3 separate regions of the Homo sapiens genome follow, and regions 1 and 3 are each linked to region 2. Evidence: read pairs that join two places in POLR2A ChIA-PET (ENCODE). Cell type or tissue: CD4-positive, alpha-beta T cell. All regions are shown on one strand. Links, peaks and the distances in the headings refer to the core of each region. The heading gives the core; the rest is flanking DNA.

The links. ChIA-PET counts read pairs that join two places held together with the same protein. Peaks named below come from ENCODE experiments on the same cell type or tissue, not always from the same donor. Only the 100,000 strongest peaks of a DNase experiment are listed, where the experiment ranks them.
Region 1: POLR2A ChIA-PET joins it to region 2 with 5 read pairs; 2 of 35 experiments call an interaction of 5 or more read pairs at or near these places.
Region 3: POLR2A ChIA-PET joins it to region 2 with 6 read pairs; 4 of 35 experiments call an interaction of 5 or more read pairs at or near these places.

Annotation. Positions count from the first base shown.
Region 1 is chr9:78,070,720-78,081,093 of GRCh38, reverse strand. No RefSeq gene overlaps it. Among named protein-coding and RNA genes, the nearest start is that of GNAQ, 44 kb to the right of the region's middle. In CD4-positive, alpha-beta T cell, for the core only: no CTCF peak of the experiment used is centred there; a DNase peak (open chromatin) is centred at 6,023; H3K4me3 peaks cover 860 bases; H3K27ac peaks cover 2,456 bases.
Region 2 is chr9:78,196,350-78,206,723 of GRCh38, reverse strand. No RefSeq gene overlaps it. Among named protein-coding and RNA genes, the nearest start is that of CEP78, 35 kb to the left of the region's middle. In CD4-positive, alpha-beta T cell, for the core only: no CTCF peak of the experiment used is centred there; a DNase peak (open chromatin) is centred at 5,403; H3K4me3 peaks cover 598 bases; H3K27ac peaks cover 1,149 bases.
Region 3 is chr9:78,092,746-78,103,119 of GRCh38, reverse strand. It overlaps LOC107987031 (a long non-coding RNA gene), which reads left to right and starts at 5,702. Exons shown (of 3, transcript XR_001746571.1): 1 at 5,702-5,785; 2 at 8,695-9,202; 3 at 9,366-9,405. In CD4-positive, alpha-beta T cell, for the core only: no CTCF peak of the experiment used is centred there; a DNase peak (open chromatin) is centred at 5,419.

The DNA.
Region 1 (10,374 bases), core at 3,301-8,300, 130 kb after region 2:
CATGTGCACAACATCCAGGTTAGTTACATATGTATACATGTGCCATGTTGGTGTGCTGCACCCAGTAACTAGTCATTTAACGTTAGGTATATCTCCTAATGCTATCCCTCCCCCTTTCCCCCACCCCACAACAGGCCCCAGTGTGTTATGTTCCCCTTCCTATATCCATGTGTTCCCATTGTTCAATTCCCACCTATGAGTGAGAACATGCAGTGTTTGGTTTTTTGTCCTTGCGATAGTTTGCTGAGAATGATGGTTTCCAGCTTAATCCATGTCCCTACAAAGGACATGAACTCATCATTTTTTATGGCTGCATAGTATTCCATGGAGTATATGTGCCACATTTTCTTAATCCAATCTATCATTGTTGGACATTTGGCTTGGTTCCAAGTCTTTGCTATTGTGAATAGTGCCACAATAAACATACGTGTGCATGTGTCTTTATAGCAGCATGATTTATAATCCCTTGGGTATATAACCAGTAATGGGATGGCTGGGTCAAATGATATTTCTAGTTCTAGATCCCTGAGGAATCGCCACACTGACTTCCACAATGGTTGAACTAGTTTACAGTCCCACCAACAGTGTAAAAGTGTTCCTGTTTCTCCACATCCTCTCCAGCACCTGTTGTTTCCTGACTTTTTAATGATCGCCATTCTAACTGGTGTGAGATGGCATCTCATTGTGATTTTGATTTGCATTTCTCTGATGGCCAGTGATGATGAGCATTTTTTCATGTGTCTTTTGGCTGCATGAATGTCTTCTTTTGAGAAGTGTCTGTTCATATCCTTCACCCACTTTTTGATGAGGTTGTTTGTTTTTTCTTGTAAATTTGTTGGAATTCATTGTAGATTCTGGATATTAGCCCTTTGTCAGATGAGTAGATTGTAAAAATTTTCTCCCATTCTGTAGGTTGCCTGTTCACTCTGATGATAGTTTCTTTTGCTGTGCAGAAGCTCTTTAGTTTAATGAGATCCCATTTGTCAATTTTGGCTTTTGTTGCCATTGCTTTTGGTGTTTTAGACATGAAGTCCTTGCCCATGCCTATGTCCTGAATGGTATTGCCTAGGTTTTCTTCTAGGGTTTTTATGGTTTTAGGTCTAACATTTAATTCTTTAATCCATCTTGAATTAATTTTTGTATAAGTTGTAAGCAAGGGATCCAGTTTCAGCTTTCTACATATGGCTAGCTAGTTTTCCCAGCACCATTTATTAAATAGGGAATCGTTTCCCCATTTCTTGATTTTGTCAGGTTTGTCAAAGACCAGATGGTTGTAGATATGTGGCATTATTTCTGAGGGCTCTGTTCTGTTCTGTTCTGTTCTGTTCTGTTCCATTGGTCTATATCTCTGATTTGGTACCAGTACCATGCCGTTTTGGTTACTGCAGCCTTGTAGTATAGTTTGAAGTCAGGTAGCATGATGCCTCCAGCTTTGTTCTTTTGGCTTAGGATTGACTTGGCAATGCGGGCTCTTTTTTGATTCCATATGAACTTTAAAGTAGTTTTTTCCAATTCAGTGAAGAAAGTCATTTGTCGCTTGATGGGGATGGCATTGAATCTAAAAATTACCTTGGGCAGTATGGCCATTTTCACAATATTGATTCTTCCTACCCATGAGCATGGAATGTTCTTCCATTTTTTTGTGTCCTCTTTTATTTCATTGACCAGTGGTTTGTAGTTCTCCTTGAAGAGGTCCTTCCATCTCTTGTAGGTTGGATTCCTAGGTATTTTATTCTCTTTGAAGCAATTGTGAATGGGAATTCACTCATGATTTGGCTCTCTGTTTGTCTGTTATTGGTGTATAAGAATGCTTGTGATTTTTGCACATTGATTTTGTATCCTGAGGCTTTGCTGAAGTTGCCTATCAGCTTAAGGAGATTTTCAGCTGAGAAGATGGGGTTTTCTAGATATACAATCATGTCATCTGCAAACAGGGACAATTTGACTTTCTCTTTTCCTAATTGAATACCCTTTGTTTCCTTCTCCTGCCTGATTGCCCTGGCCAGAATTTCCAACACTATGTTGAATAGGAGTGGTGAGAGAGGGCATCCCTGTCTTGTGCCAGTTTTCAAAGTGAATGCTTCCAGTTTTTGCCCATTCAGTATGATATTGGCTGTGCGTTTGTCATAAATAGCTCTTATTATTTTGAGATACATCCTATCAATACCTAATTTATCGAGAGTTTTTAGCATGAAGGGTTGTTGAATTTTGTCAAAGGTCTTTTCTGCATCTATTGAGATAATCATATGGTTTTTGTCATTGGTTCTGTTTATATGCTGGATTATGTTTATTGATTTGCGTATGTTGAACCAGCCTTGCATTCCAGGGATGAAGCCCACTTGATCATGGTGGATAGGCTTTTTGATGTGCTGCTGGATTCGGTTTGCCAGTATTTTATTGAGGATTTTTGCATTGATGTTCATCAGGGATATTGGTCTAAAATTCTCTTTTTTTGCTGTGTCTCTGCCAGGCTTTGGTATCAGGATGATGCTGGCCTCATAAAATGAGTTCCGGAGGATTTCCTCTTTTTCTATTGATTGGAATAGTTTCAGAAGGAATGGTATCAGCTCCTCCTTGTACCTCTGGTAGAATTTGGCTGTGAATCCATCTGATCCTGGATTTTTTTTGGTTGGTAAGCTATTAATTATTGCCTCAATTTCAGAGCCTGTTATTGGCCTATTTAGAGACTCAACTTCTTCCTGGTTTAGTCTTGGGAGGGTGTGTGTGTTGAGGAATTTATCCATTTCTTCTAGATTTTATCGTTTATTTGCATAGAGGTGTTTATAGTATTCTCTGATGGTAGTTTGTATTTCTGTGGGATTGGTGGTGGTATCCCCTTTATCATTTTTTATTGCATCTATTTGATTCTTCTCTCTTTTCTTCTTTATTAGTCTTGCTAGTGGTCTATCAATTTTGTTGATGTTTTCAAAAAAATCAGCTCCTGGATTCATTGATTTTTTGAAGGGTTTTTTATGTCTCTATTTCCTTCAGTTCTGCTCTGATCATAGTTATTTCTTGCCTTCTGCTAGCTTTTGAATGTGTTTGCTCTTGCTTCTCTAGTTCTTTTAATTGTTATGTTAGGGTGTCAATTTTAGATCTTTCCTGCTTTCTCTTGTGGGCATTGAGTGCTATAAATTTCCCTCTACACACTGCTTTGAATGTGTCCCAGAGATTCTGGTATGTTGTGTCTTTTTTCTCATTGGTTTCAAAGAGCATCTTTATTTCTGCCTTCATTTCGTTATGTACCCAGTAGTCATTCAGGAGCAGGTTGTTCAGTTTCCATGTAGTTGAGCGGTTTTGAGTGAGTTTTTTCATCCTGAGTTCTAATTTGATTGCACTGTGGTCTGAGAGACAGTTTGTTATAATTTCTGATCTTTTACATTTGCTGAGGAGTGCTTTACTTCCAACTATGTGGTCAATTTTGGAATAAGTGCAGTGTGGTGCTGACAAGAATGTATATTCTGTTGATTTGGGGTGGAGAGTTCTGTAGATGTCTATTGGTGCCGAGCTGAGTTCAATTCCTGGATATCCTTGTTAACTTTCTGTCTCATTGATCTGTCTAATGTTGACAGTGGGGTGTTAAAGTCTCCCATTATTATTGTGTGGGTGTCTAAGTCTCTTTTTAGGTCTCTAAGGACTTGCTTTATGAATCTGGGTGCTCCTGTATTGGGTGCATATATATTTAGGATAGTTAGCTCTTCTTGTTGAATTGATCCCTTTACCATTATGTAATGGCCTTGTTTGTCTCTTTTGATCTTTGTTGGTTTAAAGTCTGTTTTATCAGAGACTAGGATTGCAACACCTGCCTTTTTTTGTTTTCCATTTGCTTGGTAGATCTTCCTCCATCCCTTTGTTTTGAGCCTATGTGTGTCTCTGCACATGAGATGGGTTTCCTAAATACAGCACACTGATGGGTCTTGACTCTTTATCCAATTTGCCAGTCTGTGTCTTTTAATTGGAGCATTTAGCCCATTTACATTGAAGGTTAATATTGTTATGCATGAATTTGATCCTGTCATTATGATGTTAGCTGGTTATTTTTCTCGTGAATTGATGCAGTTTCTTCCTAGCCTCAATGGTCTTTACAATTTGGCATCTTTTTGCAGTGGCTGGTACCAGTTGTTCCTTTCCATGTTTAGTGCTTCCTTCAGGAGCTCTTGTAGGGCAGGCCTGGTGGTGACAAAATCTCTCAGCATTAGCTTGTCTGTAAAGTATTTTATTTCTCCTTCACTTATGAACCTTATTTTGGCTGGATATGAAATTCTGGGTTGAAAACTCTTTTCTTTAAGAATGTTGAATATCGGCCCCCACTTTCTTCTGGCTTGTAGAGTTTCTGCTGAGAGATCAGCTGTTAGTCTGATGGGCTTCCCTTTGTGGGTAACCTGACCTTTCTCTCTGGCTGCCCTTAACATTTTTTCCTTCCTTTCAACTTTGGTGAATCTGACAATTATGTGTCTTGGAGTTGCTCTTCTTGAGGAGTATCTTTGTGGCATTCTCTGTATTTCCTGAATTTGAATGTTGTCCTGCCTTGCTAGATTGGGGAAGTTCTCCTGGATAATATCCTGCAGAGTGTTTTCCAACTTGGTTCCATTCTCCCCGTCACTTTCAGGTACACCAATCAGACGTAGATTTGGTCTTTTCTCATAGTCCCTTATTTCTTGGAGGCTTTGTTTGTTTCTTTTTTCTCTTTTTTCTCTGAACTTCTCTTCTCACTTCATTTCATTCACTTGATCTTCCATCACTGATACCCTTTCTTCCAGTTGATTGTATTGGCTACTGAGTCTTGTGCATTCATCATGTAGTTCTCATGCCTTGGTTTTCAGCTCCATGAGGTCCTTTAATGACTTCTCTGCATTTGTTATTCTAGTTAGCCATTCATCTAATTTTTTTTCAAGGTTTTTAACTTCTTTGCCCTGGGTTCGAACTTCCTCCTTTAGCTCGGAGTAGTTTGATCATCTGAAGCCTTCTTCTCTCAACTCGTCAAAGTCATTCTCCATCCAGCTTTGTTCCGTTGCTGGTGAGGAGATGTGTTCCTTTGGAGGAGGAGAGGCACTCTGATTTTTAGAGTTTCCGGTTTTTCTGCTCTGTTTTTTCCCCATCTTTGTGGTTTTACCTACCTTTGGTCTTTGATGATGGTGACGTACAGGTGGGGTTTTGGTGTGGATGTCCTTTCTGTTTGTTAGTTTTCCTTCTAACAGTCAGGACCCTCAGCTGCAGGTCTGTTGGATTTTGCTGGAGGTCCACTCCAGACCCTGTTTGCCTGGTTATCAGCAGTGGAGGCTACAGAACAGTGGATATGGTGAACAGCAAATGTTGCTGCGTGATCATTCCTCTGGAAGTTTTGTCTCAGAGGAGTACCTGGCCGTGTGAGGTGTCAGTCTGCCCCTATTGGGGGGTGCCTCCCAGTTAGGCTACTCGGGGGTCAGGGGCCCACTTGAGAAGGCAGCCTGTCCGTTCTCAGATCTCAAGCTGCGTGCTGGGAGAACCACTACTCTCTTCAAAGCTCATTTGGAAATGCAGAAATCACCCATCTTCTGCATCACTCACACTGGGAGCCGTAGACTGGAGCTGTTCCTATTCGGCCATCTTGGCTCCACCTGCAGTCAGTTTTTTAAAAAAGGAATCCCCCAGTGAGATTTCACATCAGGTGGCCACCAGTTACATAGTCTGCCTTTTTTTTTTTTTTTCTTCCTTCCCTTAACTGTCTCACTTTCTCACTCCCTTACTGATGGATCCTGGAATCACCTCAAACAGACTACCTGAAATCACATCCCATGACAGCACTTTTTCTGGGAGACAAAAACCTAAAATAGAAAACTGAAGGAACAAAGCACTCCTGCCAATGGGTGTGGCAAAACGTTTCTAAAGCACTGGCTTAGAGAAGGGATACTTAGCAAAAGTTTGCTTTAAAGTTTGAAAAGTATATTCAGCACTAAATAGATGCTCCCACAACTGACATGGCTGCCTATTGCAGCCAGTAGTCCTCTATTTTGCAGCCACATCAGTTGCCTTGGATTACATCATCTGTGGTGATTGAGGCTGCAGCCATTAGGTTACGCTGTCCATGTGGCTTAACTAATGTAAAGGGATCCAAATCCCAGGCCATTGTTGTCTGGTTAAATTTTTCTTTTTAATCAAAAATTGTTCCGAAACAAAAGACAAAGACCAGCAAAGGAAATAAGATAACAAACAGTTATGTGGGTTTTTGTGACAGGAAGAGGGCAAGAGAAAAGTGTCTTTGAAAGGAAGATTCAAAGCATGATTCATATCTCTAAGCTAAGTTGATGATGCAGCTCCTGGCAAATGACTTCCATTTAGGACAACTCCATGAATGTTTGCTGAGTGAGTGAGTGAATGGATGAGGGGATGTGTGAATTCATAAATAAGTGAAGGGATGTTTGCTCTGCCAAAGAAATCCTCTTATTGCCCATTCCTGGAAGATGAAGAGAGGAGGAAAGAACATGGTTACCTTCACAGTTAAAGTCATGTAGGAGGCTTTATGAGTATTTCAGGGCAGGGTGGAGTTGAAAGCTCTCTCTCGTCTTGATAAGGCCAGGGTCAATGTTCACAGAGAATAGAGCCAAACTTCTGAAAATTAAAAAAAAGTTGAAAATGCAAACCTGACTAGACATGGGAACAGGTTGTAAGAAACCCTTGAGAAATGAGTGATGCATGACTTCAGATGTTCTAGAGGAAACTTTATGGACTTCTGGACAGTGAAGAGCTATAGCTGGAGAAATAATCTTTTTGACCCTCTGATCTACCCGTAGAGAAACCAGCCTCACAGATTACACTTAAAATAGTCTTTATCCCCCAACCTAAACTATTTCTCTCCACCTTTCCTCCCTCCCTGCTTCCCGCCTAGCTTCCTTCTTTCCCTCCCCACTTCCTTCCGCCTGTTGTTCCAGTTCCCCTCTTACCATCCCCCCTGCTTTCTTCCTTCCTTCCTGCAAATAGTTGAATTACAGTTAAGAAAAATGACTTTTGACTTAAGTGAGATGTCAAAAGAAGAAGAAACCGGGCTTTAGAGAGGAGCAGTAGATCAGGAAAGAACAATTGGTAGAAAAGTCATTTGAGGTGATCATCAAATAAAAGTTCTAAAGGGAAGACCGAGGAAGAGAATTGCAGAAGGAAGTGCTGAGTGTGCGAAGGAATGGAGGAGCTGTCCAGGGCACAGGCTGCTCCACGTGGTGAGAGTAAACGATGAGCGTGGGTAGGCGCAGAGGATGATGTCAGAGAGTTGACAGGAGCCAGATTTTAAAAAGGCTCACGCCTGACACCATCAATAGCTGTTCCCAAATGTGAACAACTCCTGACCCACACCCCACCAAATTCTCTTGTAAGTGTACAAACACATGGACTGGCACACCCTTGTTTCAATATGAGCCATACAAATTCATATACTATTCCTGATGTCAGGGCACCTTGGACTATACCGTCTATGGTGATTGAGGCTGTAGCCATTAGCTGAGCTGTCCATGTAGCTTAACTAATGTAAAGGGATCCACATCCCAGACTATGACCCAGCAGTGCCCCTCAGGTCACATGTTTATATGTCGGGGAGGAAGGGCCGTGGAACATCTCTCCACTGGGGATGGGGTTGGCCTTTTGATCCATCTATTGTCCCTTGTAATTTCTGGCAATGACATCAAAGATCAGCAGCTCAGTCAATGGAAGGATTTTATACAGGAATTTGATGTAATCAGATTTGCATTCTAGACAGAAAATTTCAGACAGTTGAGAGAACAGCAACTTTAGTTTAATTTACGCTCAGACTTTACAACTGAATCCCCTTGTAAGATGTGACTTCTTAATCCTTACAACCAGAACAAGAAAGAAAAAATCTCTTAGCATGCATTAAAGGTACAGAGGTTTAATATTAATGAAACCAAATAAACACTTTGGAACTCCCCACCTATTTGCCATCAACACATGGGAATTGATAGTCATCTTAAAGCTAGCCTGGCATGACCACTCGGACATATGGACTTTCTTTTTCTTCCTGCTTTGATGTTAGCTCAGTAGTTCTCAAACTTTCATGTTTAGTTAGATTGCATATGCGAAACCATATATGCTGTGCTAGGTGGGAAATGTTTGAGTCATTTTGACTCTTTGAGACCTTTGCATTATATACTCTCTAGCCTCTCCACCTAAGTTTAAGATTCTCATCTCTAGTCTTGAGCAATGGTCCAGGAAAGAGATAAGAACAGCAGAACTCAAGGTAATGGCTGCAGGAATGTGAAAAACATCTATTCAGGAAACTGGAGCTTTGCTTCCTAACTCTGTCTCCTGCTCTCTGGTCTCATCAATCCCACTTCTTGCTTTTGACCTACATTCCCTGTGCCTTCACTCTGCCCCACACTTCCTAGCTGTTAGGTTAGATTATGAGCCCTGATGTGGATACACGTTCATTTTTCTCTCCCTTCTCTCTGTGGAAACCTGGTGCCTATGGCAAATTCCTGATCTCAGTGGGTTGACTCATCTCACACAGATTAAACTAAACTGGAATGGATCTCCCACAATGAGTATAATCTTTTTAAAATTTATTTTCCAATTTCCTCATCGATGAGCTGGGCATAATAATAATACAGACTTCATGGTTGTCAAAGGATTAAACTGGATAATGAAAAGTAAAATTTTCAGCATACTAACCAGATAGTAAGTTCTCAGTACATCTTAGCTACTTCTTCTGCCCTAATGTCTATGAGTTTTTACAGAATAATACACTTATTATTTTTATTTAAAATTTTTATAGATACATAATAGTCACACTGCACTTATCTTTAAGTTTATGCAGAAGAGTAATATTTTCAGACAATGAGTATAGATACACTTATGTTGACTTCTGCCTTGATATTCTGCCAAAATTTGCTCTTTGGCTCTGGTTTCAATCTTTGCCTTTGGAAAGCTAGAAAGCTGATTGCTCTTTTCACTCTCATTCCTCATATTTTTAACGTCGTCAATGACCAATGATCATATATTCAGGTACTCCACCATCACACATAACCAGCATAACAACTTCAGTTATGCCAATAAGATCTACCACTCAGATATTTTTATGACTGTCTAAATATTTTCTTTCATTCAACATGTAACTTAAAGTGAAAATTACCCTTATGTGCTTTATATATTGGAGTTTTATTAGTTGAAATAGATGCATATTTATTACAGTAAGTTAACATGCTATGAGAATTAAAGACAACTGTTAATGTCACTAAAATTATATACAAAAGCACAAAACAATTTTTAAATACTTAGATGAACAGGAATATAGATTGATGCTTAAGAATATTAAGAGAGGAAAATAGCTGGAAACATCCAAGAAGAGTATCATACTTTTTGAGCCAATATATCTTATAAAAATTTAAATAATAAATAGCATGTTATTCAAGATTAGATTAGACCATAATTCTAATATCTGCAAAATTGTTTGATATACTTTTGTTTATAACTTTACAGAAAATAACCTTAAGTTATTACATTCTTAAATTCTTAAGAATTTGATGTAATCCGATCCATTGTCATTTGGGCCATGAATATATACAGGGAGATTCTTGTTTATGAATTCTCATCTTATAGGGGAAACTAAAAGTAGAATACTGACTTTACACTTCAACATTTCACAGATAGGAATATTTTTAAATTATATATAATAACACCCATGATGAGCCAACTTTAATTCCAGAGGTAATAAAGAATATAAAGAAGGCTGGGCATGAGTGGTTCACGCCTGTAATCCCAGCACTTTGGGAAGCCGAGGCAGGTGGATCACTTGAGGTCAGGAGTTTGAGACTAGCCTGGCCAACATGGTGAAACCCCGTCTCTACTAAAAACACAAAGCCGGATGTGGTGGCAGGCATCTATAATCCCAGCTACTCGGGAAGCTGAGGCAGGGGAATCACTTGAACCCAGGAGGTAGAGGTGGCAGTGAGCCAAGATCGTGCCATTGCACTCCAGCCTGGGCAACAAGAGTGAAACTCCATCTCAAAAAACAAAAAAGAATATTAAGAAGAGAAGAAAGCAACAGAGAAAATGCCTATTTACAGACCCCCACATAGTGAATGGCACTACTAGTATTGTGTAGTGTATAACCTGTGCAACTGTATATGGTGGTCATATATGTTCAGAGTCAAAAATGCAGACAAGTGACAGGCTGGCAGTGCTGAGAAACTTTCATTCCTACACTGTAATGTCAAACATTTTGATTACTAAGATTGTTTAAAACAAAATTTTCGTAATAATGACTTTTAAGTTAATATTCTTGGATTTATTTTTAGAGGCCAGAGGTTCATCCTGAAATATGATTGCTGTCCTCAGCAGAATATCTATTTTACCCCATGGCCATTTGGCAATTAGCCAAAATGTGTATTCAGC
Region 2 (10,374 bases), core at 2,523-7,522:
TCACCATTCTAACTGGCATGAAATGGGATCTCATTGTGGTTTTGATTTGTATTTCTCTAATGACCAGTGATGATGAGCTTTTTTTCATATGTTTGTTGGCCACATAAATGTCTTCTTTTGAGAAGTGTCTGTTCATATTGTTTGCTCACTTTTTGATGGAGTTGTTTGTCTTTTTCTTGTAAATTTGTTTAAGTTCCTTGTGATTCTGGATATTAGCCCTTTGTCGGATGGATAGATTGCAAAGATTTTCTCCCATTCTGTAGGTTGACTGTTCACTCTGATGATAGTTTCTTTTGCTTTGCAGAAGCTCTTTAGTTTAATTAGATTCCATTTGTCAATTTTGGCGTCTGTTGCCATTGCTTTTGGTGTTTTAGTCATGAAGTCTTTGCCCATGCCTGTGTCCTGAAAGGTACCGCCTAGGTTTTCTTCTAGGGTTTTTATGGTTTTAGGTCTTACATTTAAGTCTTTAATCCATCTTGAGTTAATTTTTGTATAAGGTGTAAGGAAGGGGTCCAGTTTCAGTTTTCTACAGGTGGCTAGTCAGTTTTCCCAACACCATCTATTAAATAGGGAATCCTTTCCCCACTGCTTGTTTTTGTCAGATTTGTCAAAGATCAGATGGTTGTAGATGTGTGGCATTATTTCTGAGGCCTCTGTTCTGTTCCATTGGTCTAAATATCTGTTTTGGTACCAGTACCATGCTCTTTTGGTTATTGTAGCCTTGTAGTATAGTTTGAAGTCAGGTAGCATGATGCCTCTTTTTGCATAGGATTGTCCTGGCTATACGGGCTCTTTTGGTTCCATATGAAATTTAAAGTAGTTTTGGCCGGATACAGTGGCTCATGCCTGTAATCCCAGCACTTTGGGAGGCCAAGGCAGGCAGATCACAAGGTCAGGAGATAGAGACCATCCTGGCTAACATGGAGAAACTCCGTCTCTTCTAAAAATACAAAAAAAATTAGCCGGGCTTAGTGGCGGGCTCCTGTAGTCCCAGCTACTTGGGAGGCTGAGGCAGGAGAGTGGCGTGAACCAGGGAGGTGGAGCTTGCAGTGAGCCGAGATCGCACCACTGCACTCTAGCCTGGGCAACAGAGTGAGACTCCGTCTCAAAAAAAGAAAAAAAAAAAAAAGAAATTTAAATTTAAAGTAGTTTTTTCTAATTCTGTGAAGAAAGTCAATGGTAGCTTGATGGAAATAGCATTTAATCTATAAATTACTTTGGGTAGTATGGCCATTTTCATGATATTGATCCTTCCTATCCATGAGCATGGAATGTTCTTCCATTTGTTTGTGTCCTCTCTTATATCCTTGAGCAGTGGTTTGTAGTTCTCCTTGAAAAGGTTCTTCACATCCCTTGTAAATTGTATTCCTAGGTATTTTATTCTCTTTGTAGCAATTGTGAATAAGAGTTCACTCATGATTTGGCTCTCTGTTTGCCTGTTATTGGTGTATAGGAATGCTTGTGATTTTTGCACATTGATTTTGTATCCTGAGACTCTGCTGAAGTTGCTTATCAGTTTAAGGAGTTTTGGGGCTTAGATGAAGGGATTTTCTGAATATACAATTATGTTATCTGCAAACAGAGACAATTTGACTCCCTGTCTTCCTATTTGAATACGCTTTATTTCTTTCTCTTGCCTGATTGCCCTGGCCAGAACTTCCAATACTATATTGAATAGGAGTGGTGAGAGAAGGCATCCTTGTCCTGTGCAGGTTTTCAAAGGGAATGCTTCTGGCTTTTGCCCATTCGTTATGATATTGGCAGTGGGTTTATCATAAACAGCTCTTATTATTTTGAGATACATTCCATCAATACCTAGTTTATTGAGTGTTTTTAGCATGAAGCAGTGTTGAATTTTATCGAAGGCCTTTTCTGCATCTATTGAGATAATAATGTGGTTTTTGTCATTGATTTTGTTTATGTGATGGATTACGTTTATTTACCTACATATGTTGAACCAGCCTTGCACCCCAGGGATGAAGCCAACTTGATCGTGGTGGATAAGCTTTTTGATGTGCTGTTGGTTTCAGTTTGCCAGTATTTTATTGAGGATTTTTGCACTGATGCTTATCGGGGATATTGGTCTGACATTTTCTTTTTTTGTTGTGTCTTTGCCAGGTTTTGGTATCAGGATGATGCTGGCCTCATAAAATGAGTTAGAGAGGAGTCTCTCTTTTTCTGTTGTTTGGAATAGTTTCAGAAGGAATGGTACCAGCTCCTCTTTTTACCTCAGGTAGAATTTGGCTGTGAATCCATCTGGTCCTGGGCTGTTTTTGGTTGGCAGTCTATTAATTACTACCTCAATTTCAGAATTTGTTATTGATCTATTCAGGTATTTGACTGCTTCCTGGTTAAGTCCTGAGAGGGTGTATGTGTCAAGGAATTTATCCATTTCTTCTAGATTTTCTAGTTTATTTGCGTAGAGGTGTTTAAAGTGTTCTTGGATGGTAGTTTGTATTTTTGTGGGATCAGTGGCGATCTCCCTTTTATCATTTTTTATTGTGTCTATTTGATTTTTCTCTCTTTTCTTCTTTATTACTGTGTCTGGCAGTCTACTCTGTTAATCTTTTCAAAAACCTACCTCTTGAATTCATTGATTTTTTGCAGGGTTTTTCGTGTCTCTCTCTCCTTCAGTTCTGCTTTGATCTTAGTTTTTTCTTGTCTTCTGCTAGCTTTTGAATTTGTTTGTTCTTGCTTCTCTAGTTCTTTAATTGTGATGTTAAGGTGTCAATTTTAGATCTTTCCTGCTTTCTTCTGTGGGTATTTACTGCTATAAATTTCCCTTTACACACCGCTGTAAATGTGTCCCAGAGATTCTGGTACGTTGTGTCTTTGTTCTCATTGGTTTCAAAGAACTTATTTATTTCTGCCTTAATTTCATTATTTACCCAGTAGTCATTCAGGAGAAGATTGTTCAGTTTCCACGTAGTTGTGTGGTTTTGAGTGAGTTTCTTAATCCTGAGTTCTCATTTAATTGCACTGTGGTCTGAGAGACTGTTTGTTATGATTTCCATTATCTTGCATGTGCTGAGGAGTGTTTTACTTCCAATTACGTTGTCCATTTTAGAATAAGTGCCATGTTGTGCTGAGAAAAATGTATATTCTGTTGATTTGGGATGGAGAGTTCTGTAGATGTCTATTAGGTCCGCTTGGTCCAGAGCTGAGTTCAAAACCTGAATATCCTTATTAATTTTCTGTCTCATTGATCTGTCTAATATTGACAGTGGGGTGTTAAAGTCTCTCACTAGTATTGTGGGGAGTCTAAGTCTCTCTGTAGGTCTCTAAGAACTTGCTTTATGAATCTGGGTGCTCCTGCCTTGGGTGCATATATATTTAGGATAGTTAGCTTTTCTTGTTGCGTTGATCCCTTTACCATTATGTAATGCCCTTCTTTGTCTTTTTTGATCTTTGTTGGTTTAAAGTCTTTTTTATCAGAGACTAGGATTGCAACCCCTGCTTTTTTTTTTTTTTTTTTCTTTCCATTTGCTTGGTGGATGTTCCTCCATCCCTTTATTTCGAGCCTATGTGTGTCTTCACATGTGAGATGGGTCTCCTTAATACAGCACACAGATGGGTCTTGACTCTTTGTCAAATTTACCAGTCTGTGTCTTTTAATTGGGGCATTTAGCCCATTTACATTTAAAGTTAAAATTGTTATGCATGAATTTGATCCTGTCATTATGATGCTAGCTGGTTATTTTGCACATTAATTGTTGCATTTCTTCATAGTGTCGATGGTCTTTACATTTTGGCATGTTTTTGCAGTGGCTGGTACTGGTTTTTCCTTTCCATATTTCAGTGCTTCCTTCAGGAACTCTTGTAAGGCAGGCCTGGTGGTGACAAAATCTCTCAGCATTTGCTTGTCTGTAAAGGATTTTATTTCTTCTTCGCTTATGAAGCTTAGTTTGGCTGGATATGAAATTCTGGATTGAAAATTCTTTTCTTTAAGAATGTTGAATATTGGCCCCCACTCTCTTCTGGCTTGTAGGGTTTTTGCCAAGAGATCTGCTGTTAGTCTGATGGGCTTCCCTTTGTGGGTAACCCAACCTTTCTCTCTGGCTGCCCTTAACATTTTTTCCTTCATTTCAACCTTAGTGAATCTGATGATTTTGTGTCTTGGGGTTACTCTTCTCAAGGAGTATCTTTGTGCTGTTCTCTGTATTTCCTGAATTTGAATGTTGGCCTGTCTTGCTAGGTTGAGGAAGTTCTAGATAATATCCTGATATGTGTTTTTCACTTGGTTCCATTCTCCCTGTCATTTTCAGGTACACCAATTAGAGATAGATTTGATCTTTTCACATAATCCCATATTCTTGCAGGCTTTATTCGTTCCTTTGCATTCTTTTTTCTCTAATCTTGTCTTCACATTTTATTTCATTAAGTTGATCTTCAATCTCCGATATCCTTTCTTCTGTTTGATTGATTCGTCTATTGACACTTGTGTATGCTTCATGAAGTTCTCATGCTGTGTTTTTCAGCTCCATCAGGTCATTTATGTTCTCCCGTGAACTGCTTATTCTAGTTAGCAGTTCCTATAACCTTTTATCAAGGTTCTTAGTTTCCTTGCATTGGGTTAGAACATGCTCCTTTAGTTCAGAAGAGTTTGTTATTACCCACCTTCTGAAGCCTACTTCTGTCAATTCGTCAGACTCATTCTCCGTCCAATTTTGTTCCCTCACTGGCAAGGAGTTGTGATCCTTTGGAGGAGAAGAGACATTCCGGTTTTTGGAATTTTCAGCATTTTTGCACTGTTTTTTTTCTCATCTTCATGGATTTATCTACCTTTGGTCTTTGCTGTTGGGGTTCAGATGGGGTTTTTGTGTGGGCATCCTTTTTGTTGATGTTATTGCCTTCTGTTTGTTAGTTTTCCTTCTAACAGTTAGGCCCCTCTTCTGCAGGTCTGCTGGAGTTTGTTGGAGGTCCACGCCAGACCCTGTTTGCCTGGGTATCACCAGCGGAGGCTGCAGAACAGCAATGATTGCAGAACAGCAAAGATTGTCTGTTCCTTCCTCTGGAAGCTTCATCCCAGAGGGGCATCCGCCAGATGCCAGCCAGAGCTCTCCTGTATGAGGTGTCTGTCGACCCCTGCTGGGAGGTGTCTCTTACTCAGGAGGCACGGAGGTCAGGGACCCACTTGAGGAGGCAGTCTGTCCCTTAGCAGAGCTCGAGGGCTGTGCTGGGAGATCCGCTGCTCTCTGCAGAGCCGACAGGCAGGAACGTTTAAGTCTGCTGAAGCTGTGCCCATAGCCGCCCCTTCCCCCAGGTGCTCTGTCCCAGGGAGATGCTGCCTTTCTTTCAGAGATGCCCTGCCCAGAGAGGAGGAATCTAGAGAGACAGTCTGGCTACTGCAGCTTTGCCATGCTGCGGTGGGCTCCGCCCAGTTCGAACTTCCTGTAGGCTTTGTTTACACTGTGAGGGGAAAACCGCCTACTCAAACCTCAGTAATGGTGAACGCTCCTCCCCGCACCAAGCTCAAGCATCCCAGGTTGACTTCAGACTGCTGTGCTGGCAGTGAGAATTTCAAGCCAGTGGATCTTAGCTTGCTAGGCTCCGTGGGGGTGGTATCCACTGAGCAAGACCACTTGGCTCACTGGCTTTAGCCCCCTTTCCAGGGGAATGAACGGTTCTGTCTTGCTGGCATTCCAGGTGCCACTGGGGTATGAAAAAAAACTCCTGCAGCTAGCTTGGTATCTGCCCAAATGGCTGCCCAGCTTTGTGCTTGAAACCCAGGGCCCTGGTGGTGTAGGCACCCAAGGGAACCTCCTGGTCTGCAGGTTGCGAAGACTATGGGAAAAGCATAGTATCTGGGCCAGATAGCACTTACAGCACAGTCCCTCACAGCTTCCCTTGGCTAGGGGAGGTAGTTCCCTGACACCTTGCTCTTCCCAGGTGAGGTGACGCCCCACCCTGCTTCTGCTCACCCTCCGTGGGCTGTACCCACTGTCTAACCAGTCCCAGTGAGATGAACCGGGTACCTCAGTTGGAAATGCAGAAATCGCTCACCTTCTGCGTTGGTCTTGCTGGGAGCTGCAGACTGGATCTCTTCCTATTTGACTATCTTGCCAGCCCTCCCCCGGTAAATAGTTCTTTACCTCACTATTCCCCTCATCTTTTCTTGGGTCTAGGATCTACAAGGAAGCTACAAACATATCCCCTCTACTGTTGGCATTAACCATGAAAAAGGATTGAGGATGACTACATGGCCAAGGTCTGGAATTTCTTCTAGGGTATATCACTCTGCTTATTTTGGAGGAGGTTATATTTCTCCCATAATCTATTTTACACCCTCTCCTTTGTAGATACAATAGGGTATTTATTTTCATTGTATTAATGCATTCAGTTTACATATGCTTAAATTTAAACAACTTCAACTTTAATGGAGAATGATCATGGTGAGGTAGTGTTTTCCATAATTCATCTTTTGTTTTCAACAAAAATAGCAAAAACAAACAAACAAAAAAAAAAACCCTCATTTCCAAACATTTACTGAAATAACTCTTTGCACAGGATTCTATTTGAACAAACCAATTCCTTTTGGACTTCGACAGGTGATAATGTTGTGAAGAAACAATTGTGTATGTCAGTGCATATCTCTGCAAAAGGCAATATGCTACAAGCTGCAGAGTATTCAAGGATGTTTGCTGCCTTGATGACCTTCGAATCTTGTAATGGAGAAGAGATAATACAAAAACAAAACACAAAGCAGAGGGAGGTAAATGACATAAGGAAGATATATGTAAAGAACTTTGGGAGTTCCAAGGAAGATGAACCTCAAATTCCAAGCCTCACTCACAGAAGCTTATTTAGAAAGTTTGCAATGTGGCCCAAAATCTGTAATGCATTTCAGAGCATCTGAGGCAGGTGGTCCTCAGACCACCCTTTGGGAAACACTGATCTAGTAGTCTTTTAACAAAGATAGCTTTTATGGGGCAGGGAAGAGTATCTTTTTATGACTCAGTTGCAGAACACTATCTTGAAGTAATTTTTAATGTTATCCAGAACACAGCACTTATATACCATGACAGAAAAACTGTTGCCATACCTTAAAAATTACTTGTAGGTCCAAAATCTCTTATCTGAAAACTTTTTGGACAGATATGTGTCAGAATTCAAAATTTTTCTTAAAAAGTTCCTAAACAATTAATCTTTAATAAAAATGTTAAATTACATTCTTCTATCAGCATGAAAAATCTTCAGGATCCATAACCTCTCTCTAATCTTCCCAGTACAACCCTACCCAAGCACTGCTTCCAAGACCATCCATGTTTTTCTGAAAAGATGTAGAAATTTAAGTTTAGTTATCAAATTTTCTTTATATTATACTTCTATTTATATTGACATTAAGCACTCCAGGCCTAGGCAACAAAGCAAGACTCCATCTCGAAAGAAAGAAGACTGGGCATGGTGACTCATGCTTGTAATCTCAGCAATTTAGGAGGCCAAGGCGGGCAGAGTACCTAAGGTCAGGAGTTTGAGACCGGCCTGGCCAACATGGGGTGAAACCCTATCTCTACTACAAATACAAAATTTGCCAGGCATGGTGGTGCACTCCTGTAATCCCAGCTACTTGGGAGACTGAGACAGGAGAATCGCTTGAACTTGGGGGGCGGAGGTTGCAGTGAGCCGAGATGGTGCCACTGTACAACAGGCTGGGCAACAAGAGTGAAACTCCATCTCAAAAAAAAAAAAAGAAAGAAGCCCCAATTTTTTAGATACAGTGATATATTTTTGCTCACTACTGCTTCTTTTCTTCCATGTGTTACCTCTCTTTATTCTTCCTGGAGCACATTCTTTCTTAATTTTTTATAAAATAATTACGGATGATAAATTTTATGGAAAATGTTTCTTCCTCAATCATCCGTAAATACTGCTTTAGATTAAAGAAGAACTGTGGACCAGAATTCCCACAGAAATTTGAGGACATATTCCTTCTCCCTCTTGCATACTGTACTTTAAATGAGTTACAGATCAATTTGATTCTATCTCCTTTGTACTTTTTTATTCTCTCTGAGTAACATAGGATATTCATTTTGTACTTAAAATTTTACTAGGCATTTGTAGGTGTTTTCACTATTTTTATAGGTATTTTTAATTATTTTTCTGGCTTACCATTTAGTAGACAAACCTTCTAATCTGAATGTTCAAGGCTTTTCCCAAGGCAGGAAGATTTTTCTATTCTTTGATTCTTTCTTTCTTTCATTCTACTCCTAAAGCTGAGACATTAGAGCACCAGGGATCTATCCTCTGAGTCTCTTATCTTTTCTCTAACATCTTTCATTTTTTATCTTTTACACATTCTGCACAAATAAGGTAGATTGACATTCCACTTTACTAATTCTGTCTTCAGCAGTGTCCTTCCTGCTACTCAGCCCTTCATCGAGTATAATTTTGTGTTTCAGCAATTATGTCTTTAATTTACAAAATTCCTGAGTGCTTATTTTTCACAATAGCCTTCTTTTCCTTGATAGCATGTCTTGCCAAGTTCATCTAAAGTTACTGTCTATATTTTTCATCTATTCTCCGTATTGACTCTACGTCCATGAAGATTAGTTGTATTTGTTGAGTTTAGAGCCTCTTTCATGCAATCAGTTTTCTCATGAGTAACTCTTTCTCTTAACTACAACTATTTCTGAGTTTGGGAATATTCCAAGGCTCTTGTTGTAGTATTCACTTTTTTTCTCATAGGAAGTTGAGAGTTGCTCAGCTCTCATGGGTTTTGTCATCAATCTTTTCCCTCTTGGATCTTCCAGAAATCCCTGAGGGTTTTTGAAGTATGGTGGCATATCTTCAGGCCTGCACAATACACAAGTATAGGTTTATGGTTGTATATGATTCTTGCTTCTATTTATATTGACGTCAAGCACTCCAGGCCTGGACAACAAAACAATAATAGAAAATTATTTTGTTTTCTATTTGGTTATTGCTTCTTGCATATATTTGGTCTGAAGTCCCACAAGGGGGAGAAGTGAGCATCCAGAAAGGACCCTTTGATTCTTGGCAGTAATGCCATCATTACAGCATACAAAATCCCTCCTTCCCAAAGCCCATACATATTGACTACCAGTGAGGGTCATGTGGATATCTACATAAGAATGAGTATTGGGGGCAAAGTATCACATAGGGAAGAATGAGGTCCTTGGTGCACCTGTGACAGCTGATACTGTAACTCAAATTAATATTAGTTTTTAGGAAAAGAGAGACTTTGGAGCCAGAAAATGCTCATCTCAAAACGGAACTTCCATATATAAATGTTTTAGGTCTGGCAAGAGGAGTAATTTTTAAAGAATTTTTCACCAGAGCTTTTTTTCCCCTTTATTGTATTTCTCAGGCAGGATGGTGGGCCAGTATTTTAATCTGTAAAAGTCATTTCATTCCTAAGAACTTGAGAACACTAATGTGTAAAATATTTGGAATTTAAATTCTCAGTACACTAGAATGTTAGTTCCAAATCTAGTTTCTCTTTTTGCTGTTTTGAAGAGAAGTCAAGGAAAAGAAAATCACTGTGGAATTCAGCTTTGGATTCAAGTGGCTTGTCCCTAGGTCCTGAAATTTACCACCTGGCCCCTCCCCATCATGGTCTCCACCAGCATATGGTCTCGTGCCGGTTCTAACTTGTTCATTTCATAAGCTCAAATCTTAGATGTGAGTCCAGTCTGTGGGATCAATTGTGGTGGGCTGGAGCTAGGGGTTGGCATAAGGGTGATCTTGTTTTAAATAATGAATATGTAAAGAGAATTGGAAACCCATATATTAGTCAGGTTGATGTAGAGGAAAAAACTCAGTGTCATTCTTAAAAATTCAAGAGCTGAAGAGGAAATTTAAAAGCTTGTGCCCAAACACTGTGCCTCCAGGATGCAGGTTTGCTTCAAACCCCAAAATGGAATGTGATCATCTCATGAAACAGGTGTTCGTCATACAGTCAAGACAGGCAGAATCTGAAACATGTCTTCTATTTTCTCTCTCTTGTTTTCTTTGTCTACCCACCTTTCCCAAGAAAACATTGAGTGTCTGCTATGTTCTTTGACTGCCAACAGCAAGGCGGTCTCGATTATACCATCTGCTGAAATCTAGAGGAATAACTTTGCTTGGAAGCAAACTGCTGTCATGACTCCTTATTTGCTTTATTTTGTGGGCATAGGCTAACCCACTGATGTTCTTGCATGTTCTGCTGATCCTTATGAGTGTCAGAAAACCAGAGTGGTGAGACAAATGGGTTTGGATTAGTCCTGTTTTAGAGGTGTTTGAGGGAGCTCCACCCATCCCAGCGGAAGATGTTCCAGGCCACAGCTTCTGAAAAAGGAATTGAAACTCCATCTGAGTTTAGCAACTCCAGCTGAGAGCAAAGAAAATAAGAAGTGAGGATGGTGAGAATAA
Region 3 (10,374 bases), core at 3,540-8,539, 100 kb after region 2:
ACTACTGTACAACTCAGGGGCACCATTCATATTATCTACAATTAGTTATATATTGACTAAAATGTGATTGGTGCCCCCTGAAGTTATGCAGTGTGATGGACCTGAACAAGAACAAAGTGATTAGAAATGGGTCCCATTGATGTTCAAAATTTTGTTTAGCTGATTGCATATACATATAAACTAAACATGCTATTTGTAGCTTTAGTGCATCTGATTGGTTGTTGACAACAGTGTTTACATCCTGAGAGAGCAGAAGAATAAACTGTTGCGTAGATTGCTGTCAAGTCTGAGTTATTCTAGCAGCAGAGTTATTTATTGACTATAAAAAAAATCTTGCTATTTCCATCTGGCTGTCTGCTTGATGAAACATATTTCCAGATAAAATGTAAGCAGAGGAAAATCCCTTTTGTTCCACCTAAAAAACATCATTGGCTTCTAGAACATGAATACTATGCTCACGAGTAAACCTGCTCCAAGGGATACTTCTGAAGATGGTTATTTAATAGCTTTAGCTTTAGAAGAACAATTAGGGTGGCCATTAGTTTTCAATATTTCAAGCACAAATCTTTTAAATAGCATCAATCTCAAAGCAATGTAGAAACTACCCATTTTCTTGAGCTTTTGTCTCAATCAATGCTGTTTAAAATAGTTAAAAAAATAAATTTCATTGAACATGAATTAAGTCTTAAATCAAATGATTTGCAGGATTTGAAGGACTTTTATCCATTTAATAACTTGCTAAGATGAGACTATGATTTACTTGGTAAAAAAAATTATAGCCCATGAATCACTGGGTTACCACTCATTAATTATTATTGACTGTGTTAGGATAGTATTTTACAGAAGAAAAATATCATGACTTTCACAGTAAAGTAAGCATTACAATAAGAATGACAATTTGTTCATGAAAACTAGTAGCAGAATTGAAAAGGGCCTCTGGGGCAATTGAGTTTCTCCCCAAATTTGTTGACTGAATAGCTGCCATTATTCTTCAGGGCTTTCTCAACAGGTGGCTGTCAGATCCAGGTCTGCCTGCTATTGGTAACAGCATTTCTTCAACATCAGCCAGCATCAGGCCCCATTATCTTGAACTCTTTATAAGCTTTCTTTCCTTCAGCTTCAAAATTTCTTGCGTTAGTTCATAGTCTTTCTTGCTTTTATAGGAAATTCCAGATCTCTCCTTTTCTAAATCAAATTTGATCTGTTAATAACATATAGCATGTACCTATTTAGAATGTCATCTTCCCCTTGCAGACTTTCAGTAAATATTTTATTGTCAAGGTTTGCCCACATTTACTCCTATCCAAATCTGATTAATCGACTTGCTGAATGGTATTCACTATGAAAACTTGGTCCTCAATGTTGAGTCTTTAAAACAAATATATTTGTCTAGTTATTTGTCCATCGATTCACCCCTGCATTTCCTCACACACACTCAGAAATTGGCACACAAACTGCATATGCATAGCTTCTAGGGGCTTGGAGAAAGCATCAGTTAGAGCCTGCTCCCCAGAGCTGCCTTATGTTGTGATGTAGATGCACATCAAGTTTAGAATCAAGAATGTTAGAGTGAAAGTAACCAATGAAAAACTGAGGTCCAGAACTGTTACTGTGATGTGCCTGAGCCACGGCCACATTGAGTGAAACATGATGCACCTCACCTTCTAGGTTAGTGCTTTGTCTTTCTGCCCCCCTTGTTTTCCTGTGTGAATTTGATCTTGAAAATTAGCCACGTGTGAAGCAAGCCTAAATCAACACTCCTCTGTAAAATAGACAAGGTGAATTCAAGATTACTGTGACTCAGCTCTTAAATTCTGTCATTTAACAATCAACATTTCTGTGAAGTAAATAATTACTCCTTAATTCATATTCTTTTTTTTTTTTTTTTTTTTTTTTGAGAGGGAGTCTCGCTCTGTTGCCAGGCTGGAGTGAAGTGATGCGATCTCAGCTCACTGCAACCTCCACTTCAGGCGATTCTCCTGCCTCAGCCTCCCGAGTAGCTGGGCACTACAGGCGCGTTCCACCTCACTCAGCTAATTTTTGTATTTTTCTAGAGACGGGGTTTCACTATGTTGGCCAGGATGGTCTAGATCTCCTGACCTTGTGATCCACCCGCCTTGGCCTCCCAAAGTGCTGGGATTACAGTCATGAGCCATATATTCTTTTTTAAAAAATAGAATTTTAGTTTAGAATATCTTTCAATGTACTTAATTTTTGCAAAGATAGTACAGAGTTCTCATACACCCCACACCCAATTTCTCCTAACATTTTTTCCTGTATATTTGTCACAATTAATAAACCAATATTGATATATTATTATTAATTTTATTTTCTTTTGTAACATTATAGTTTGGTTTTACATTAAAGGAGATGTGCTATCATTTTTTGAAGGGAGTATGTAATCTTATCTGATATATTACATGAAAATTATCAGCAAGTCATAATTATTTAACGTTATTCTTCATATTTCTGACCTCGTGTCCTTTTTTCCAATGTACAAAGCTTTCATCTATTTGTTAATCAAATACTTATATTGTGTTTACTGTGTGTCAGACACTGTTCTAGGTCCTCTGTAAACAGTAAGCATTTAATCCTCATAACATACCTACATATTATTATCATCCTCAATTTGGAGATGGGAAATTGATGCTCAGAGAATTTAAGTAACTTGCTCAAAGTCACACAGTGCAATCTAGCTCCAGAGTCATGTTCTTCGTCTCACATGTGCTCCTATGCTTCTCTAGGGGACAGAATCCAGCCTTACCTTGTTTATTTCTATAACCCTTCGCCAACTCCTGCACCATAACTTGCAAGTGGTGTGGTAGATGTATTACTCTGCTCAGGCTGCTGAAACAGAATGCCACACACTGGGTAGCTTACACAACAGAAATGTACTTTCTCACAGTCTTAGAGGCTGGAAGTCCAAAATTAAGGTGCCAGCAGGGCTTGTTTCTGGGAAGACCATTTTTCCTGGCTTGGAGATGGCTGCCTCCTCTCTGTGTCCTCACAGGGCCTTTCCTCTGTGCATGATGACTCCTGATACCTATTCCTGTTCTTGTAAAAATGCCAGTCCAAGGCTGGGCGCGGAGGCTCACGCCTGTAATCCCAGCACTTTGGGAGGCTGAGGTGGGCGGATCACAAGGTCAGGAGTTTGAGACCAGCCTGTCCAACATAGTGAAACCCCATCTCTACTAAATATACAAAAATTAGCTGGGCATGATGGCACATGCCTGTAGTCCCAGCTACTCGGGAGGCTGAGGCAGGAGAATCGCTTGAACCCAGGAGGCAGAGGTTGTGGTGAGCCGAGATTGCACCACTGCACTCCAGCCTGGTCAACAGAGCAAAACTCCATCTCAAAAAGAAAAAAAAGAAAAAAAAAGACAGTCCTTTTGAATTAGGGCCCTACACTTGAGCTCTCATTCAACCTTAATTACCTCTTTAAAGACCCTATTTCCAAACAGTCACACTGAGGGTGAGGGTTTAAGGCTTTAACATATGGATTTTGGAGGTGGGAGATGGGGGTTGGAACATAATTCAGTCCATAAAAATAGGCAATCACAAATGTCTGCTAAATTGAATTTACATTTTGAAGCAATGCACCCAATATCCAGTCAAGCAGGCAGTTTTTGTTGTTGTTGTTGTTGTTTTAATTTCTTTTGAGACAGGGTCTCACTCTGTCACCCAGAGTGAGGCACATATCACTATGCCCAGCTAATTGTTTTTTCTTTTTTATAGAAACAAGGTCTCCTTATGTTGCCAGGCTGGTCTTGAATTCCTGGGCTTAAACCGTCCTCCCACTTCAGCCTTCCAAATTGCTGTGATTACAGGCATGAGCCACTGTGCCCAGCCAGTTGTTTTTGTTTTTAATCACCTCAGATGCACATTTGCGATAATATTACAGTTATATCCCAAGTCTTTTATTGTGCACACCATCATCTTCATAGTTTATCTCCTATTCTTTCCAAGTCATTTCCAATAAACAAGACATTTGCCATTGAAATTATTGTTACGACCACACACATTTGTAATTTTTTCCTCATAAGCTTTTATAAACACATCATAGTGAGATCAAGGCAGTTAATTTATCATTATAAAAAAAATCACTGGGTGCAGTGGCTCACGCCTGTACTCCCAGCACTTTGGGAAGCCCAAGGCAGGTGCATCACCTGAGGTCGGGAGTTCAAGACCAGCCTGACCAATATGGTGAAACCCGGTCTCTACTAAAAATACAAAAATTAGCTGGGCTGTGGTTGTGCGCACCTGTAATCCCAGCTACTTAGGAGGCTGAGGCGGGAGAATCACTTGAACCTGGGAGGCAGAGGTTGCAGTGAGCCGAGATTGCGCCACTGCATTCCAGCCTGGGCAACTAAGGAAGACTCTGTCTAAAAAAAAAAAAAAATCATTATGCTGTCATTTAAAGCAATTCACTTTTGTATTTTAGATGCTAACTGATGATTTATTTACTTATTATCTTTAGGAGCCATCTTTAAATTTCAAAGGTAATGAATTGCAAACAATTCAGACAAAACAGAAATATGTAAAATAAAATATGTCATCCTTCCTCATTGTCTCCATCCCATCCTTACCAAATTCTCTCCCGTTTTAACCACTATTAGCAATTAGGTGGCATTCTTCCAGATTTTGCTATGCTTGCTACATAGATAGATAGATAGATAGATAGATAGATAGATAGGCAGATACATACATACATATAGTTTTGTTTTTAATCGTTTTTAAATGGTCATACTACACTTGTTGCTCTGCAGCTTTCTTTTATTAATCAATGATACATCAAAGCAATGGTCCCTGTCATCCCATAAAGATCTGCAGAGCAGGTTATCTGAACCAGCCCTAAGCACATGTCTGTGGATTCCATTGACCACACATTTCTTTTCCAAACCAGAACATCAGGACCTGTAAGGGAGGTAAAAAAAACTTTTAGAGATTAAGGTCCCTGCAAACTGAAAATAAAATCAAATTTGTTGCTTTATCCTGCTCCCCAACACCTCTTCCAAATTTTTCATGTATTTAATTATTTGTGGCTTATGTATATATGTGTGTATTTAAGTTTCACTTGCTTCACAAATGATTTTTATGAAGCTTGTTCTCACTTCTCATGGAAAGCAGACTAATTCCAGCTTCCAGAGCAATTCCACCTTCCGCACTGTGTACTGCCACAGAAGGAGGTGCAATAAGGAGCAATAGGAACCAAAAAGCATTTAATTATCACAACAATATCCCTCTTAATTTGACTGCTGCACAGCTGTCAAAGAAATTGCCTAGAAAAATAGGAAACGAATTTAGCGTAGATAGAAAGCTGAAAGGCATGAACAGATCAGGGCATCTCTTTTCTGCTTAACAGCAAGACAATGAGTCATTAGCAGCAATAACCAGCCAGTTCTCTCTCTTTTTTCCTGCCTGATGCTCACAAACCCCCTTTCTTGTGGAAATGCAGCTGTAAGGCAAATTAACGGAAGAGGAACTGATGAATAGAAATGAAAGTGGCAGCCTCCAAAAAGCAGAATACTGCCATTGACTTTGGAGTAGATGGTTATGGATTAGCAAATTGTATAGCTTGTTAAGTTCTATGAATCTACTCCAAGGTGGTGATATCAAGCCATCCCCACTCTTTTGAATGATTCTTCCGCTCTGTCAGGGGTGTATTGTGCTCTTAGACCTTGTTTTTTCTTTACTTCTACTGCAGTTCCTCTTCCCCTGTAAGTTTCCACAAAGTTCAACGTTCTGCTAGAGTCTGTGTGCTTCAACTCCACTCCATCTGATGGAGGTATCTCTCTTTTCCAAATTCATAGCATAAGTTACGTATACCAAGCACTTGCCAAATATGTAAGCATTTTTGACATATATAGTTGTCTTGTAATGGGATTTAATTTTTACCAGTTTTACTTAATTCCCTAACTATGATACAAACTTTCTTAAAGCTTTGCACTGTGTGTTTTAGAAAATTCTGATAGTTTCCAGCGGGCTTCCTCGAGGACCAGCTCAAAAAGTATATTTTCTGTGAAGGCTTGCTCAAGCAGTAGGGTGAGATTCATGGCTTCCCATTTCACCATTGTGAACTTGAACAGTCCTTCTGAAGTTGGAAATGAGAAATAATTGCATTTTTCTTAAATGCTTAAAGATGTCAAAGTTTAAAGTTGGTAAAGTAGAATGATTCTTGGCCACAATTTAAGGCTAACACCTAGGGAAAGCATGTAGTAAATGACAAACTATGATTTAATGGGCAGCTAGTCAATGAAACACAGAGGCTTGCAGACTTGGAAGCGGGAGGTGAAGATAGAACCAATGTGTTCCATTGGCACACAGGTGGCATCCACTAAAAGAAGATCCTGCTGTTTATCTTAGGACCATGTTTCCATGAACAGCAGTCCACTTACAATTAGACACCATGATCTAGTTGGGCCATATCTCAGCTAATGCAGGAGAATTTTCTCCTTCCTATTTCTTCATGGTACATAAATATATGAGCTTAGAAATGGCCACACACACACATACACTTGTGTACTTACACACATACATATATGTATACTCTATATGGTCATTCTGTGACTTAATCAAATTGAGATTGAGTTTCTGTGATAATACCACCTTTCTCCCCTCAAAGCATATTTGTTCAACCACTAAGTACAGTAAGTCATTTTCTCCCATTGCTTGACAGTTTACGTTGTTTGATTACAAAATTTCAATGATTTTCTTTTATCTCTGAAAATATGAACAATTTTATAGCTTTTTAATATGCAGCTTTCATGTAGAGTAATTCTCTATATATCATAGGCACACTAAGATAAAAGAAAGCATCCTAGATCATTTACCCTCTAAATCATGGTTTTGTTTTGTTTTATTTTGTTTTGAGATGGAGTCTCGCTCTGTTGCTCAAGCTGGAGTGCAGTGGTGCAATCTCAGCTCACTGCAACCTCTGCCTCCTGGATTCAAGCGATTCTCCTGCCTCAGCCTCCCATGTAGCTGGGACTACAGGCATGTGCCACCACACCTGGCTAATTTTTGTATTTGTAGTAGAGACGGGGTTTCTCCATGTTGGCTAGGCTGGTCTCGAACTCCTGACCTCAGGTGATCCGCCTGCCTCCGCCTCCCAAAGCACTAGGATCAGAGATGTGAGCCACGGCACCCAGCATTAAGTCATGTTTTTTAAAACTTCTTGTTTAAAACAAATCACAAAAAAAAAAGCAAGTGTCCCTTCTCTGAGAGCATACTGCTAAATTACACATTGAATTATAGTTCACAGGATTTAGTAGACCCTCAGTATTCAAGAATGTTAATATTTGTGGTTCTAAATACTTACAAGCTTTGGGAGGCTGAGGAGGAGGGGGTCACCTGGGGTCAAGAGTTCAAGACCAGCTTGGTCAACCTGGTGAAACCCCGTCTCTACTAAAAATACAAAAATTAGCCAGGCGTGGTGGCTCACACCTATAATCCCAGCTTCTCGGGAGGCTGAGGCAGAAGGATCTCTTGAACCTGGGAGGCAGAGGTTGCAGTGAGCCGAGATGGCACCATTGCACTCTAGGCTGGGTGACAGAGTGAGAATCCATCTCAAACAAACAAACAAACAAAAACTTACAAGCAACCCTGAACCCTGAAAGTCTGTGACCTGTAACTATTTATCATTTTATCTGACACACAATTTTGACTTTTGAGAGTTATGAGCCTGGCATCCAGAATCAAATCATTTAGGTAATCAGTGAGATTAACCAATGCTCAGCACTGTTGTTTCAACATGACCTCATGGTTTTCTACTTGCTACAATTGCCGTATGTGATGATTCCTATTAAGTAGGTGTCTTAGTTCATTCTGGCTGCTATAAAAAAAAAAATCCCATAGACTCATAGCTTATAAACAACATAAATTTATTTCTTACAGTTTTAGAGGCTGAGAAGTCCAACATCAAGGTGGTGGCAGACTCAGTGTCTGGTGAGGGCCCTCTTCCTGGTTCATAGATGGCCACGTTTTTGCTGTGTCCTCACATGGTGGAAGGGGCAAGGGCTCTCTCTGGTGTCTCTTTTGTAAGGGCACTAATCCCATTCATGAGGGCTCCACTCTTCATGTAATCACTTCCCAAAGGCCTCATCTCCTAATACTATCCCACTAGGGATTAGGCCTTACTTGTGAATTTAGGGGAACACAAACATTCAATCTAGAGCAGTGGAATAATAATACTTCCACAGTCTAGGACATCTTAAATTCCAAGGCTCTCTTATTTCTCTTGTTATTGGAAGGTAAGTTCCTGTAGTGTAAACATATTAGGCTTTAGCGCTATGGTAACCCCTGGTGCTTAGCACACTGCCTGGAATACACATATTAGAAAACTAACCTCAGCCTCCAAAAGACACACAGTGGTGCTCACATGCACATTTGTGCACACACACTCCCACATAATCTGTATATAATAGAACCATGATTTCAAAATAAGCTGCTCTTTTGGAATCTATGTGCCTCTGCTTTATTCCATTAGGATGGACTATTGAGAATTGATTTAATATTGCCAGGTATGATCATTTGCATTGCTTAGCATGTTATAGGGCTGTGGTTCTCAAACGTAGCTGTATGTTAGCACTACCTAGGAAGTTTTATAAAAATCAGGTGTTTAGGCTCTACCCCAGATCAAATAGTCAGGTTCTCTGGGGACAGGACCCAGACATTAGTATTTTTAATGCTTTCCAGGTGATTCCAATATGCTGCCAACGTTGATCACTGCTGTAGTAGAGATTCTCTCATAACAAGTGGAAAGAAACATAAAGGCAACATCTGGTGTGCTGGAAAGAATGCTGAAGAGAACCTGGATCTAAGCTCCAATTCTACGTACAAGCTGCCTGACATTAGGCAGTGATCCGGCTGCCTGCTCCAGTGTAAAAACTACCCCCAAAATCAGTAAAGTAAAACAACAACCATCTCATTATGCTCAGAAATCCCATGGTTAGGAATTCAAATAGTTCACTGTAGGCATGGCTTGTCTCTGCTCCAGAATATCTGAGGTCTTGGTTGGGAAAACTTAAATAGCTGGGACTGGAATCATCTAGAGGCTTCTTCACTTACTTGTTGGCTACCTGGGCTGGGGCTCAACTGTGAGAACCCTGGGCTGTGTACTGGTTCCTCAATGGCGTGGGCTTCTTTATGGCATGGCAGCCTCAGGATAACTGGACTTTCTACACGGCAGCTCAGGGCTTCAAAAGTGAGTACTATTTCTTTCCTTCCTTCCTTTCTTTCTTCCTTCCTTCCTTCCTTCCTCCCCTCCTTCTTCCCTCCCTCCCTCTCTTTCTTCTTTCCTCTTTTTCCCTTCTCTCTCTCTCTTTCATTTTTTGTTTTTTTTGACAAAGTCTTGCTCTGTCACCCAGGCACAATCATGGCTCACTGCAACTTCAACCTCCCAGGCTCAAGTGATCCTCCCATTTCAGCCTCCTAAGATGCTGGGACCACAGGCGCACACCACCACACCCAGGTAATTTTTTGTTATTATTATTTTTTGTAGAGATGAGGTCTCATTGCATTGCCCAGGCTGGTCTCAAACTCCTGCACTCAAACAATCCTCCTGCCTTGGCCTCCCAAAGTGCTGGGATTACAGGCAAAAGCCAGTATGCCTAGCCCAAAAGTGAGTATTTTAATCAAGGTAGAAGCTGAATGGTCTTCTACAACTCAGCCTTGGAAGTCACATAGCATCACTTCCAGGATAACCTATTGATGAAAGCAATAAAATGCCTGCCCAGATGCAAATAAAGGGGACATAGAACTCACTCCTGGATGGCAAGAGTGTCAAAGAATTTTTTACCGTGTTTTAATATTTCCACAGATAGGTTACACTCTGCCTCAGTTTACCTCTGGTATTACTTATCTATTGCTGCAAAACAAATTGCCACAAATTTACACATTTGTTAAATGTTTACTAAACAATAAACATTTATTATCGTGTAGTTTCTTTGGGTCATGAATCTAGACAGGACTTAGATGGCTTCTGTACTTCAGAGTCTCCCACAAGCTGTAATCAAGTACTTGGCTGGGCTGTAGTCATCTCAAGGTTTCACTGGAGAAGGATCCACTTCTATGCTCATATGGTTGTTGGTAGCATTCAGTTCCTTGTCATGCGGGCCTCCCCAACATGGTAGCTTGCTTCCTGCAAGAATGCAAGCTGAGAAGCAATGAAGAGAATCTGCTTCTGCGATACAAAGCGCAGTCTTTTCTAATCTAATCATCAAAGGGACATCCAATCACCTTTGCTATATTCTCTTCATTAGGTATAAGTCCCTAGGCCCAGCCCACACTCAAGGGGACAGAATTACACAAGGACATAAATGCCAAAAAGTGGGCATCCCTGGGGGGACAATCTGAGAAGTTGACATGCCAAACCCC